Linked DNA regions of Homo sapiens: region 1 is linked to region 2. A link is a contact called in ENCODE Hi-C or POLR2A ChIA-PET data. All regions are on one chromosome and are shown on one strand. Each heading gives the region's core, a stretch centred on a gene start or an enhancer-like site at or near the end of the contact. The rest is flanking DNA. Distances are from core to core; before and after follow the strand shown.

What was found. A loop is a pair of places that touch in the nucleus more often than their neighbours do. ChIA-PET counts read pairs that join two places held with the same protein, here RNA polymerase II (POLR2A). Pooled maps may share reads with other maps.
Region 1: a map of pancreas shows a loop between it and region 2 (2.6-fold over the local background). The contact joins two enhancer-like sites. A Hi-C loop is called at or near these places in 1 of 168 maps with a recorded cell type or tissue (pancreas) and 2 of 50 pooled maps. POLR2A ChIA-PET finds 5 or more read pairs at or near these places in 2 of 52 experiments (Panc1 and naive thymus-derived CD4-positive, alpha-beta T cell).

Annotation. Positions count from the first base shown.
Region 1 is chr14:91,895,069-91,902,764 of GRCh38, reverse strand. FBLN5 (fibulin 5) reads left to right here. Exons shown (of 11, transcript NM_006329.4): 5 at 7,693-7,696. Among named protein-coding and RNA genes, the nearest start is that of TC2N, 31 kb to the right of the region's middle. RefSeq lists an enhancer at 5,141-5,654. Within about 2 kb of position 5,169, at least 17 of the 41 ENCODE cell types and tissues checked have a DNase peak (open chromatin) inside an H3K27ac peak, as active enhancers do.
Region 2 is chr14:91,753,995-91,761,040 of GRCh38, reverse strand. No RefSeq gene overlaps it. Among named protein-coding and RNA genes, the nearest start is that of CATSPERB, 25 kb to the right of the region's middle. Within about 2 kb of position 5,305, at least 7 of the 41 ENCODE cell types and tissues checked have a DNase peak (open chromatin) inside an H3K27ac peak, as active enhancers do.

The DNA of each region.
Region 1 (7,696 bases), core at 3,920-6,419, 140 kb before region 2:
CATGGATACAGAACCAAATCCCACTTGGAACAGTCTAGCACCTTGTTACTCAAAGTGTGGTCCCTAAGCCAGCAGCATTGGCCTCATGTGGGAGCTAGTTAGGATTGTAGAACCCAATGAATTAGAATCTACATTTTAACAAGATCCCCACTGAGTCATACGCATATTAAAGTTTGAGAAGTATTGATTTGGCACAGTGGATTTTAGATACAGTTTTGCATTGGATTCATTTAGGTAAAATGTGTCATTAAAATAACACAGCTTTCCAAGCCTCAGCCCTGGAAATTCTGATTTAGTCAGGCAATTCTCTTGGGTAACCAGGTTTGGAAACTACTGGCTTCTAAAGATTCCAAAATTTCTGTCGATAGACAAATGGCAAAAATTTTAGTAAATGGAAATCTAGTTTGAACTCCACGTCTGTTTGCTTTACATTCATGATAATGGCCAAAGCCTCATGGCTTTTTGAAAAAAAAAAAAAAAAAACAAACAAACAAACAAAAAAACCCATGTCTAGATTGACATTAGACATGACTTGTCCCCTTCCTCTCAGGACATCTTGATGCATGATGCTCAAGAGGACATGTGTTTCCCCTGGCCCCGTGGCAGGGACCATACACTGGCAAAAGTTGAATGGGCTTGGCCAATTCACTGCCCAGTTTGAAAGCAACTAAAGTCAGCTGATGTTTACCAAGTGCTCTGGGGATGAAAGTAATTACCCAAGAACCAAACAATGTGATCTCCATTAGTTGCATAGTTTGTCTCTGTAGAAGATCATAGCTTGAAGGGGCCTTTCAGAACTCTCCTCCAGCTCTCGCTTTAGGGATAGAGAAAGAGAATCCATGGAGAGGTTGGGACCTGGATTCCAGCTGGTTTCATTCAAGAGGGAAGGATATTTTGTTGTTTGGAAAATGGATCACATATTTGTTGCCTAATCAGAGGCGCAAAATGAACAAACTTTGTATTCCATGCTTAATCTCAAGTGCTGGGGAAAGTGCTGTAAACACAGAAAGATCTGGCTCCTAGAGATTGGCCAGGACCGTAAGACACATGGAGTGCAGATGCCCTAGGAATTCGACAGCGAGTTCTCCAACGCTGAGATCTTTAATTAAACAGGTGTTTGGGAAGTAGGTCCTGTGTAGCTTCCAGCCTTGGCTGGGCTCGTCTTGCTGAAAAATGGCACCGACCCAGCCCAGCAGCAGGCCTGAAACTGGCTTCACTTGGAGGTGTAGGAATGTGCCATTGTTGTTTTCTTCTTTCTTATCAAGCCCCATTAGCTTGAGCAAGGAAGGAACAAAAATGGGCTGGGAAAACATGTTATTTCACTGGGTAAAAATTTACTACCAAGGAAATGATTTTTGCCATATCCAAAAAAGGAAGAGTGGAGGCCTTGGAAAGGTGTGTCTTCCAAGGGCTCTTGGAAAGCTTCTCCCAGTGTCACCCAGTGAGAATGTTTCCCTTTGGCTGATGGCCGTTCTCACACAAGAACTGAGATATTCAGCCGACGTTAGGTACACAGGCTCACAAAGTCAGACCTTGCCTGTTCACAGTATTGGAGCAAAGAAGGCATGGGAAGAGGCAAGAATCAGATTGTGAAAAGGTTGATCATACATGGCCATTAGGCACACGTACCTTTATGCTTTTGGATGCCTACAATTATAGAATCATAGATGGGCCCAGAGATGCCTGGGTGCAGAGGTGGAGATGGAGACTCCATGAAGGAATGTACCCTGGCTTTCCTTACCTCTTGTCCAGATCTCCCGCCATATGCCTGGGGCTCAAGGGGGAGAAGTCCCTGGCTTTGGCTGTAGTTGAATCACAGAACTAACCATGCTTATAGCCCATGAAACCCCTGGGCTGTCATCCTGGTGTCTTTAGTGAATTCTAGAACAGCATCTGCAGGAGGCAGAGACCAACCTTCTTCTATCTTCCACAGCTGTCAGAAACAGCACCTCCCCGGGGAAGGGAGCTATGTGCCAGGCAGTCAGGCTGGCACCTGTGCTCCTGTTAATTCATGAACTCTCACATCTACCTACGAGGCAGGCTACATCAGCCCTGTTGCAGAACACCCAAGGATCCAGTAAATTGCCCTGCCTTATTTAGTTACCAAATGTGGGAGCCTGGATTCACACCCAGCTCTGTCTGCTCCCAAAGTTCTTATTCTTTAACCTGCTAGTCTTTTCTGGGGAGTTCTCAGCCCTTTGGTGTATTTTTCTTTTAAACTTTGGTGCTTGGAGAATGACCTAGAAAATGTTCTCCCTATGGGCATGGGGAACCATTAGTGTTTTGTTTTGTTTTGTACAGTTTTTAAAGGACATTTTATTTCTGTTAGAATTTGTGTTATGAAAACAAAGTATTTTCAACTTTCAGGAATAAATGCTGAACTGTAAATACATATATGTATATAATATGTGCATTCAAATATAACACATAGCTATCATACATATGCATGTTATTTATATTTGAACATATTTATGCATATTTAATGTGATATATTAAGTCTGTTATAACTGCCTATAGAGATTTTATTTAATAATCTGTGAGTTAATACTAAGATCATACTTGGAACCATTACTTTTATATGGGATAGAAAAGTGGGTTGTGTGATGTTTTCTGAGAACCAGCCCACTCCCAAGGGGAGGACATAAAATGGGCATAAATCAACAATGTAATACCCACGAAGCTGTCTGAGAACTCCATACAGTGAAGGAGAGGAGTGCCAATCACCACTGGCTTCCTCTGCAGAGTCCTGCTCCAAGGACTGGAACGGTCAGCAGATGTGTGGGCTGTGGCCCTTTCCTGTGCTGTCCGTGAGTCACAATGGAAGGTTCTGTTCATTTTGTTGTCCCCGAGATTGTTGGACAGTTGTATTTTGATGTGTTGAGGCCAGTTTCTTCATCTGGTGCCTTTGTAAGATCTTTTCTGTACTTGAAGGACATTCTTTTACTCCTTTAAAACACACCAGCCTGAGGGACATCCCTTTATTCCCCTTGTCTTTGCATATCTGCCCACGTAAAGCTTACTGTCTGGCTGGGGAATGTGAGACATAGCTAAGGGTATGAAATCCTAAAAGAGTTTCCCAAATATGTAGGCCACTGTCCTGGGGCCTGAAAGCCCTTTCTGTCTATGGCCTCCTTGGAAGGCATCGAGGAGGTGATATTGATGGGTTTTGATGACTTTCCTAAGTGAGCAGTTGTTTCAGATTGAGAAGGCCACTCTGTGGATGTCTCAAGGGAGAGGTGCCAGTGCAGGTGAGACTGCAAGGTCACCAGAGCTGTGCTGCTTGATGCAGATGACGACTTCTTCCTGGCAGGGGCAGTGCTGGGCTTTTCCAGGTTCTGGGAGAGCTGGTGAGCGCTTTCCTCCAGTTGCCAGGGTGCTGGTCATCTGGGCAGCAGATAGTCACTGCCTCACCTGTGGGGAGCCAAGCTATGGTTGCTGTGGCAGAATCCTCCAAGTGCCCAGGCACCCGACTGGTGTGACAGCAGCCAGGAGGGAGCAGGGAGATGAGAGAACTCCCAGTAAAGTCTGCTTCTGGGTACCATACAGCGGGAGGGAATATGCTTGATGCCAGCTCTTCCAAAGGTCATGGAGGCTGGGGAGGACACACACACACACACACACGAACACACAGCCGCTGTAGAGCATAAAGAATGAATGAATGGGGGCCGGGCACGGTGGCTTATGCCTGTAGTCCCAGCACTTTGGGAGGCCGATGCGGGCAGATCACGAGGTCAGGAGATAGAGACCATCCTGGCTAACATGGTGAAACCCCATCTCTACTAAAAATACAAAAAAATTAGCCGGGCGTGGTGGTGGGCACCTGTAGTCCCAGCTACTCGGGAGGCTGAGGCAGAAGAGTGGTGTGAACCCGGGAGGCAGAGCTTGCAGTGAGCTTAGATTGCGCCACTGCAGTCCAGCCTGGGCGACAGAGCGAGATTCCGTCGCAAAAAAAAAAAAAAAAAAAAAAAGAATGAATGAATGAATGAGTGAGCAAGTGAATGAATAAAGGATTGAATGCACCCAGCATTCTTTTCTCTTAGGGGACTCTTCCTGACTACTGCACAGGAAAAGAAAGCAGACCCTGTTTGCCCATGAGGATACTGACCCTTGCTCAGGTTGTCATAGCTTGTACTTTTCCACTGATGCGGAAAGGGAGGCCCTGCCAAAGAATGTCCTTGGAGTGATTCAATGTATTTTTCCTTCTGTGATTTAAGTCAAATGTATTTAATGTAAGAAGTTCCGCTGTGAGCTGGAATGTGTGATGAGTCTTTCAGCCTCCCCCCGAGAAAGCCCACCGTGTGAACACTTCCAGTTTTAGCTCCATCAGGTGTGTAAGCTGACAGTGGTTGGCGTGGTGGTGGCTGTTTTTAAAGTACACACACCCAAATGGGCTTGTCAGCTAGTTGGCTGGAAAAACCTTTCTGGGGGCTGCGAGGGATTGATGTTTGCCGTTCATGTGTTCATTCATTCAATAGTTCTTGAACATTACCAGGGACACAGCATTACACCAGGTGTGTTTTCAGGCTATAAAGGTGAGAGATTCCGCCCCCCCCGCCAAAAAAAACTTCAGGGACTTATTGACGTCTCAAAATATAGTTTCTATTGACAATTCATTAAACAAGTTAGTGAAAGTTAAAATTTTAATTTTAAAATCTGTATTTTAAACAAAACAAATACAAAAGTGTCGTATAACTGAGTTAATTCTTTTATTTTTTGAGATGGGGTCTTGCTGTGTTGCCTAGGCTAGAGGTCAGTGGTGCAGTCTTGGCTCACCATAGGCTCAACTTCCTGGGCTCAGGTGATCCTCCCACCTCAGCTTCCTGAGTAGCTGGGACTACAGGTATGCGCCACCACACCCGATTAATTTTTTGTATTTTTAGTAGAAACAGGGTTTTGCCATGTTGCCCAGGCTGGTCTCAAACTCCTGGACTCAAGCAATCTTACCCACCTTGGCCTCCCAACGTGCTGGGATTACAGGCATGAGCCACTGCGCCTGGCTGAGTTAATTCTTTAGTTCAGTAAAAGTGCTGGAGTTTTTAAAAGAGTGAACTTCAAGGATTTTGATCTTCGGCCTGAATACTTCGCACACATGCCCACGATGGGGCCCTTTGTGCCCTTCTGAGTCCAGCCTGGCCTGCTGGCATGCGTCTGGTTTCTCTCTGTAGGACTTGGCAGGCACAGTTGTGTGGGATGCAAATTACGCAAGCACAGAGGCTTGGGAACTTGCTGCCACCAAGCCTCTCCAGTGATTCTTCTCCTGTGTTGGTCACCCTCACCCTTCATTCCCCTCAAGGCAGGAAAAAGAACAGAAATTCCTAAGGCAGTGTTGTTCCCAGCACACAATTGCCATCCATCACTCCCTGCTGGGAAAATGTAAATACGCACCAGCCGATAGTGGCACTATTTATTGTCATAGACTTCACTGTGGATTTGAGCAGGAGCAGCTTCTGGCCAAGCATTATTCACCAGCTCCCCTGGGAGGCTGTGCTCGGTGGGCAGAGCTGCATGGAAGGGAGGCAAAGGGGAGGCTGGAGTCCTTGCAGCTGAGAACAGGGCTGGGTCTTTGCCACTGAGGCTGCACATGCTTAACATCAGGGTGGAGTGGAGGCTGCCGTCATCTTGGCACTAGGTTCTTGGAGGTCGTTCATGTTTAGAGGAGGGAAAGCCACTTCCATAGGATTCCCAGACAGCTGTCATTTTGGGGTAGGGTGGGGACTGATCAGCGTTGTTAGTGTTGGGCTGTTGCAGGTGGATGGTGGATTTGTAGCCATATCACCTGAAGCCGAGGGACCACTGCTCACCCAGTTGAACGTTTTACTGAAGCTCACAAAGCCCTATGCTACACAAGGCCCTTGCCCTCAAGGAGCTTGCACTTTTGGGTCTTAGACACCCCCATCCCCACCGTACGTATTCAAAGAAGCCAACTGAATGGATGATGATCAAGTCTGCAATCTGCAGTGTCAGGAGGCAGACAGCGTGGGAGTGGGGTCAGTAAAAAGCAACAAAAGCTCAGCCCTCCCTCAGCCCAGTCTGCCAGCTCCCCCCTGAATCTGCTTGGTCCTGGGTGGCATGACCTCTGTTAGACCTGCACGGAGTAGACTTAGAGTCAGGCAGGCAGGGAGGCCTGGACTCAGCTCTTGGCTTGGTGCTTACTAGCTCTTTCCACTCAGTTTTCCCATCTGTAAAATGGGGATTGTGAGCCCACCTCACAGGGTGATGTGAGAGTAAATACAAGTAACAAGGTAGGTGTCAGGCACATAACACAGGCTCAGTGAATTGCAGCTTTCAGTATTACTTCCGACTGCACCATGGTCCATTCGGTGAAGGTGGAGAAAAGGTGTAGATGAGCAAACCCTGATGCAGGAATGAAGAGGGGAGGGAAGGTGACCCACCAAGGTGCAGGTGAAGGCAGGGCTGACAAGGAGAAAAGGTTTTGGGGTCCTCTGGACCAGGCAGATCCAGGAGGCACCGTGGATCCTTGTGGAGTAAATTAATGTGTGAATATTTAATGAAAAGTCTCTTCCTTTAGGTCAAAGTGAGAGTGTGGCATCGGGAGGTCCATTTCAGGATCTTGGGCGCTCTCCCCTAAAGTGCAGTGCAGGGGAGAAAGGGGAGGAGGATGTTTCAGTTTCAACAAACAGTTTTGAGCACTGACTGTCCACACCAGATGGCTTGGGAATGACCATGAATATGGCTCGATATCTGTGCTCTGAAGCTCTAAGTTAAGAAGGGACCGAGGTGGATGCAAGTATCTTCATGCCACCAGACAGATGGCAGTGGGCTCTAGAGCAGCATAGAGAGACTTGCTGTGAGCAGAGGACAGACAGAGATTAGCCCCAGGAACTATGGAGTGGAGCGAAGACTGGAGAGCTTCAGACCGAAAGATTTTCACGGGTGAATACCATTAAGCAACTGGACTGCCAGCTTCTGTTGGCAGGGAACTTTTTTTTTTTTTTTTTTTTTTTTTGAGACAGGGTCTCACTCTGTCTCCCAGGTTGGAGTGAAGTCGTGCGATCTCGGCTCACTGCAGCCTCCACCTCCTGGGCTCAAACGATCCTCCCAGCTCAGTCTCCTGAGTAGCTGGGACTACAGGCGCATGCCACCAGGCCCGGCTAATTTTTAATTTTTAGTAGAGACGGGGTTTCACCATGTTGCCTGAGCTCGTCTTGAACTCCTGAGCTCAGATGATCCACCCATCTCAGCCTCCCAAAGTGCTGGGATTACAGGCGTGAGCCACCATGCCCAGCTGGGGACATTTCCTTTACTTCTGTTTTGTTCTCAGTGGTGTTTATCATAGTCCTGTGCACACAGTAGGTACGCAGCAGACCCCTGTTTAACATATGAATGAACAAGCCTAATACAAAATGGCTTTCTAAATCAAGTAATGGTTATTGTCAAGGTAATGCACCTTCAAAGAGCAATGGCATAGGATGGCAGAAGGATTCCTGAGGATAAGGGTTCCCTTCTTGGCCATTTCCCTTTGTGGATTTCTGGTGAGCAGACTAGCTCAGCCTTCAGTAGAGGTCAGTGTCTCCTAGAGGTGCCCATCGGGGAAGCACTGCCACCTCCTTGGGTGTAACCTAGTGACCTTATTAACTGCCTCCCAGCCAAGATGAGCCACTGGCACCCCTGGTGGCTCCAGGGCTCTAGATGGATGTGAGTGACATTCTTTGGACTATGTCTGTATTACAGATGT
Region 2 (7,046 bases), core at 4,056-6,555:
ACCTCCACCTCCCAGCTTCAAATGATTCTTGTGCCTCAGCCTACTGAGTAGCTGAGATTACAGGTGTGTGCCACCATGCCTGACTAATTTTTTAATATTTTTAGTAGAGTTGGGGTTTCACCATGTTGGCCAGGCTGGTCTCAAACTCCTGACCTCAAGCAGTCTTCCCACTTCGGTCTCCCAAAGTGCTGGGATTACAGGCATGAGCCACTGTGCTCAGCCCAGTTGCTGCTTCTTATTTTTAATTTTACCTTCATTAGGGTGGGACTTTTTTTTCTTGAGGATGCGACTATGGTGTTTGTTAAGTAGGGTCATTTGGCTTTGCTTCTGGGTACATTCAGTGGCATAGATTTTGTATGATTTCCTTGGTTATAAGTAACCTGTGTGGTAGCTTTCTCAAATGCCAAGTGTAGTAGTGATGTACTGGGTGGGTGAGTGGGCTCAAGGCCTCCTGAGTAGCCTGGGTGGCGTGGGCAATGATGGTAACAGAGGCAATGCAAAGCTTGTCTCCTTCTTGAGCTCTGTGCTCTTGAGTCGGCAGATGTTGTAAGGGACTGTGTAGATCAACCTTTAGGACAGGAGGTAGCACCTAAAAGTGAGAACCAGCTGTGGTGGTGGCAATAGAGTTTATGCTTGACCTTTGTTAATCGGGAGAAGTTCTTGGGCATTTCAGATGATGGGTAGGGCCATGGAACTCTCAGTAGTCCTGGTCCCATGATATGCCTCTGAAACAGGAGGGGTGGGATGTGGTAGTGGGATCCACTTTGTTCTCGTGCTCCTGACCCAGTGAGGCTCTCTCCTGCAGTCCAACACCGGCAGCAAGTCACAAGAAGTTTGTCTTCAGACCATGAAACTGCCTCAAGCTGTAAAGCTTCCTGCCTAGGTCAAAATTGTGGCTATCAGACTAAAACCCTCCCAGTTCAGTACCACAAAGGGAGGGTATTGTATTAGTCTGTTCTCACATTGCTGTAAAGAAATACCTGAGACTTGTAATTTATAAAGAAAAAAGGTTTAATTGGCTCATGGTTCTGCAGGCTATACAGGAAGCATGATGCTGGCATCTGCCCAGCTTCCAGGAGCCCTCAGAAAGCTTACAATTATGGCAGAAGGCAAAACAGAAGTAGGCGTGTCTGGAGCAAGAGAGATCCAGTGGGGAGGTGCTACACACTTTTAAACAACCAGATCTCATGAGAACTCACTCACTATCACAAGAATAGGACCAAAGGGATGGTGCTAAACTATTCATGAGAAACACCTCCATGATCCAATCACCTCCCACCAGGCCCCACCTCCAACATTAGAGATTACAATTCAACATGAGATTTGGGCGGGGACACAGATCCAATCCATATCAGGCATCTAACTCCCACACCTGTGGCTGGAGCCCATGCCACTCACCTCTCCTACTCAAAACTAGATTGCAAATTCCCATCCAGAGACTCTCCAAATCAGTGACTGCAACCCATGCTTGTTGGCAGGTTCTTATACAACCCACTATGAGTTAGCATCAAAAATGGCTTTCTCCTATCAGCACCCATGTTTGGGAGTGTGTGTGGGGTACTTCCCAGTGCCGTTCCTTCTCATGGTCTCCTGACTGCTCCCTGAGTCAGATCAGGGCTTGGTAAAGTCAAGAAGCTCCTCCATGGCCTGGATTGCCTGGCTGTCCAGTGGGAATGTGTATCACAGAGACAGTTTCTCCCCGTCTCACACACTGAGGATTCACTCACAGTTTCCCACCAGATCCACCCCGCAGGCTGCTGCTTGCCTTATTTTTCAGAGTATCCAAAGTTTCTTTCACTTTTATGTTGAACTCCCGTGTTCTTTCTTGGATAAAATTTCACAGTATGAATCTCTACACATTATTTTGCCTTTTCCAAATGCATGAGGCAAGCTGGCAAAGCCACTATTCTGCTATGTTGGGGAGAAAAACAGAAATGGTTGTCTTAATAGATACATGCTTTAAAATTAATCTAAGCTAGATGTAGTTTTCAATGAACTAATGTATATTGAGTGTCTATTATATATGGAATCCAGAGAAGACTGTTTCTTTGTATTTTTTTTTGTTTTATAGTACTATGATTCATTTGAAACCTATTATCAGCCTTATGACCATACCAAGTTGTGCCAGTCATTTAAAATTTTTAGTTTTTCATTATTCAACATACATTGATATACAGCCTTACATGCATGTCTATGAGAAAGTGGTAGGAGAAAGCTCTCAGCTGATTTTTGTGCAACTGAATGACCATTAATGCTTGGCAATCTTCCCAACTGAATCTGACTCAAGTAGAAATAGTTAACATTAATCAAAAGAGATTAATTACCTGCCACCAGTCTTTTGAAACAGTCTGTCCTGAGAAAAAGAGAATTCGATGATATGTAAATCCATGTTCTTTGGGAATGCTTATTTCTCCTTTTCTTGGGATACAGAAGAAGAGACAGACTCAGATACAAACCTCAATACCTGAAATCATTAGCTTTGGTCTTGGTGGGATCAAAACCAAAAAATAAAAGCTATTAATATGTGATTGAATACACAAACACACGTGCGTGCACACACACACACACACATTTATTATAAGGAATTGGCATATGTGATTATGGCAACTGGGAAGTCCAAGAATCTGCAATGTGGTCTGGCAGGCTCAAGACCCAAGAGAGCTGATGGTGCAGTTCCAGTCTCACAGAAGTCTGCTGGAGAATTTCCTCTGGCTTGGAGAAGGTGGTCTTTTCATTCTACTCAGGTCTTCTATTGATTGGATAAAGTGCACATACATCATGGAGGGCAATCTTCTTTACTCAGAGGACATCAGTGTCAATGTTATTCCCATCCAGAAACACCTTCCAAGTTGACACATAAAATTAACAATACACTTTTCCTCATCTCACCCAAATTTAGGTTAAGAGTTCTGGATACCTGAATTAATATTGCCATTGGAATGCCACTTTTACTTTTGGAGAAAAATTAGAAATAACATTTTATAAAATTAAAAAACTGTAGGCTAGGCACACTGGTTTACACCTATAATCCCAGCACTTTTGGAGGCCAAGGCAGGAGGATCCCTTGAGCCCAGGAGTTCAAGTCTAGCCTGGGCAACATAAGGAGATCCTGTCTCTACAAAAAAAAAAAAACAAAAAAACTGTAGCTAGGCATGGTGGCATGTGCTTGTAGTCTCAGATACTCAGAAGGCTGAGGTAGGAGGATCCCTTGAGCCCAGGAGTTCAAGGCTGCAGTGAGCTGTGATTATACCATGGCACTCCAGCATGGGTGACAGAGCAAGACTTTATCTCAAAAAGAAAAAAAAATACTGTGTTTCTGGTTTGCAATTATACTGAGTATTCCAGATATGAAGTGACCAGCTCATAGCACTTGCAACAAGATTATTCTCTTCTGTAGTCTGGTTGCTATATTTCTAATAATGTGACTCAAGATTTCATTCATTTTACCTCTGGACTTATCACTCTTTGAACTTTACGGTTTATCACTAGGTCTTTTTCTCTAAATGAGCTATTGTTAGGCCAGTTTTCTTCTTCCTCTTGCAATCCTGTTTTTCAGTGGTTGATGGCATTTAACCTAACGTGGATTTTCACATAACAATTGCTATTTTAAAATGTTATTAGTTACTTAACCCATATGATTTATCTTAGAACCACAGAACCTCAGAGCTAAAATGAACATTTTATAATAACAAACCGGGTCCAAAATAAATGACTTACATAGATTTATAAGGTAATTAATGACAGAGCTGAGTCAAGGATTCATGTTTCTTGATGCCTAGTTTAGTAGTCTTTGATGCAACAGACATCAAGTACATATTATATCTAGAAGTAATGTATTAAAGATAATCTTTTGGCTTAAATCATTTTAGAATGTGTAACATCCTTGTAATACAAGTCATTACCCATTTCAACTAGAGAAGAAGATATATAGAAATATCAAATGTTAACAAGGTAATAGGCCATTGCTTTTGTGTAATTCAAAATTTGATAATGATTTTGTTCTTTGCCCTAGTTATTGATAAAATTCTTAAAGTGAACATTGCCCTACTGCCTATTTCTAGGTGCTGTTCCCTTTAATAAGTATATTTTGAACATCATTTGTTTAACCCTGTTTTAACCAATTAGAAATCTATCTACTTGAATTATGTTCATTCTCTTCCCTATGTATTCTTTTTGAGTAACAAAATGAGATTATTTTAATATGACTAGAAAGGAAATATATCTTAATATGAGGGTGTACAAACTTTTGTTGTCTTAAATAAAGATTGACATGTCAAATCTGTAAAGAATAAAAGTAGACCTCATTTTTAGGTTTATTATTTTTTAAATACCACAAATGACAGTAAAGTTGCCTTCATTTAAATTGGTACCTTCAGTTACCCACCACCCCCAACCACTTCAATAGTTAAATGCATCTTACTTAAACATATTGGAAAATTTGGAGTAGAATCTTAATTAATGTTAATTTCATGTCTTTGATGATATACAATGTCCCTGCAAGATTAAAACATGATAATGGGAGTAACAAAAAATCACTGTTATTTAGTTTTTTAAATTTTGCATTTAGTGACTTTGAACAGTACAAATCAACTTAAAATGTATGCTTTGCTACTGACTATAACACTGACAATTGTATCATCAAGAGCAAATACTCAGCTTTGAGACCTTGGATCTAAAAAGCTAAAACTCTGCATTTCTGTTAAACATGTATTGATCTGGCAGTTGACAGCAGGTTGTCAAAGTGCCTTATGGTGGAAGTTGTAATAGATGATATCTACGTCCTCCTCTAATGAGTGAGTCTACCAAAGACCATGGAGAGGAAAATGTGCCTCTTATTGCCTGACTCCTGATGAATAAGACTTCAGTGAAGTGCAGAAAACAGGCCTCTGCTAGGTCTATCCATGACAGGCAAGTTACCCAAATGAAAACCTTGGGCTCTGTCTCAGCTGTCACCCTAACTTTCAAGTGACAGCAGCTAGCCTTTCAAAGTTCTAAGCACCTTTGAAGAGTTTCTGATAACACATTTAAAAGTATTATCACAGATGAAAGAGAATTCATTATGTCAGACCTACCTCAAAAGTTTTAAGTTTGTTCTTAAGTCCTTTCAGAGAAATTAACAATCCAGGAATAAATCTTTTAATTTACCCTACCTATTGTGGTTACTAGTACAAGGCACCTTTCTGATAATGAAACAGAAATCCTTTCATTCCTGGAATTTCCTGTTGGGAGTGTAGAGTTTTCTGAGCAATATGTAACGTTGGTTAGTTACGCAATATGTTGGATTTTACTGCCAGCTTTGTTTAAAAAGGGTGTGAGAGGCTTTGACCAACAGGAATGTGAAGTCAAAGTTAAGTATGGCATCATCTTACCACCTGTCACATGAATAAACCCGGATTCATAAGCAAATATGTTATACATTTAAGTGTTTTTATTAACTCAGATAAGCTAACTATAAAATAGTTTTATCTTTACCTGTATATAATTTGGAGAAACTATCTTTTTCCCTCCAGGAAAATGTTAGTGGAGAAAAATTGGTCCCCAAAGTTGCATACAAAAGTTATTAAACATGTGAGGGAGGTTGTCTTCAGTGATTGCAGGGGAGATGGATGGATCTGGAGATATGCTCATAATATATTTAAATCCCAGTACATGGGTGAGAGTCAAGTCTTCAGCACTATGGCAAACCTGCTAAGATTCAGGCCCCTGCTCTCTCCTCTGTCTCTAGCTACTTGGATAGGTGCTTAGTTCTCCCACATAACATTTCAAGATCTGTTTAGAATAACCCCTCCCAATCTTATGCAGAAAAGCATCCATATGCTGTTTTTAAGGATATAGAGACTATGTTGTAGTCTCCTTCAATAATACATTACCTATTTTTAATAACTTTAAGCCTCAGAAATTTCTTAGGTTAATATCTAATCTAATTTTCTCTGTAAGGCAGTTCTCAACCTTAGCACTATTGACATTCTGGGCTGGATAATCCTTTGCTGGTGGGGAGCAGGGGGGACTTGCCTGTGCATTATGAGATAGATGTTTGGCAGCATGCCTGGGCTCTACTCACTAGATGCCAGTAGCACCCTGCTCCCGGTTATGATTGCCAAAAATGTCTCCAAACATTGTCACATGTTCCATAGGGGTCAAAATTGCCCCTGTTTGAGAACCACTGCTCTAAGACAGCATAGAATGTTAGATAACTGTCCAGTTTTTATTTTCTCTTTTCCACTTGGCTGTGATTTACTTGAGATCTCACTTAAGAGGTGAGACTGGAACCTGGGTTTCCTAACTTCACTGTTAGTTTTTTTCCTAACACACCATGCTTTCTTGGTTTAAGATGCTCTGATACCCTACTTATGGGCTTGTCCAGCTATGAGTTCTGTTACAGTATAGCTAACCATTTAGTAACCTACTCCACATTATGCACATAAAATCTGTAGTTCTCCTTAATATCCACTTGTACATATTGTTTTGGCTTGTTTCTCCCAGAAGCAATCCTGAAATGGGAATTTGTGTAAAAGCGGCTTATTAGGAGGTGTTCTCAGGAAAAATTGGTAGAGGAGTGGGGAAGTGGCCAGGGAAGAGAAGGAAACAAAACAATGGTACAATGTCAGGCAAACTTCCAAGCAAGTAATTTTAGCTCAGTCCCCCTGGAGAGCCCTGGAGACAGTGTAGATCATATCTCAGAACTGTTCCAATCAGGTACAAGAGAAAAAAACTACAGTGTGCATACTTCCCTGCCCATCAGTCATTGTTTGAGGTGGAGTTTCTTAGCCTTGATACTATTGACATTTTGGGGGTAATTCTTTGGTTTTTTTTGTTTTTGTTTTTGTTTTTGTTTTTGTTTTTTGTCTTGGGAGTCTGTCCTGCGCATTGTAGGCTGTCTGGCTACAATCTCTGGCTTCTATGTGTTAGATGCCAGTAGCCTCCCAGCCACCTTTCCCGGCCCGGTTATGACAACCAAAAGTATCTCTAGACACTTTGACTCCTGGAGCTCAAAGTCACGTCCTCATTCAGAACCACTGGTTTAAGTGTCCCTGGGGAGATGTAAA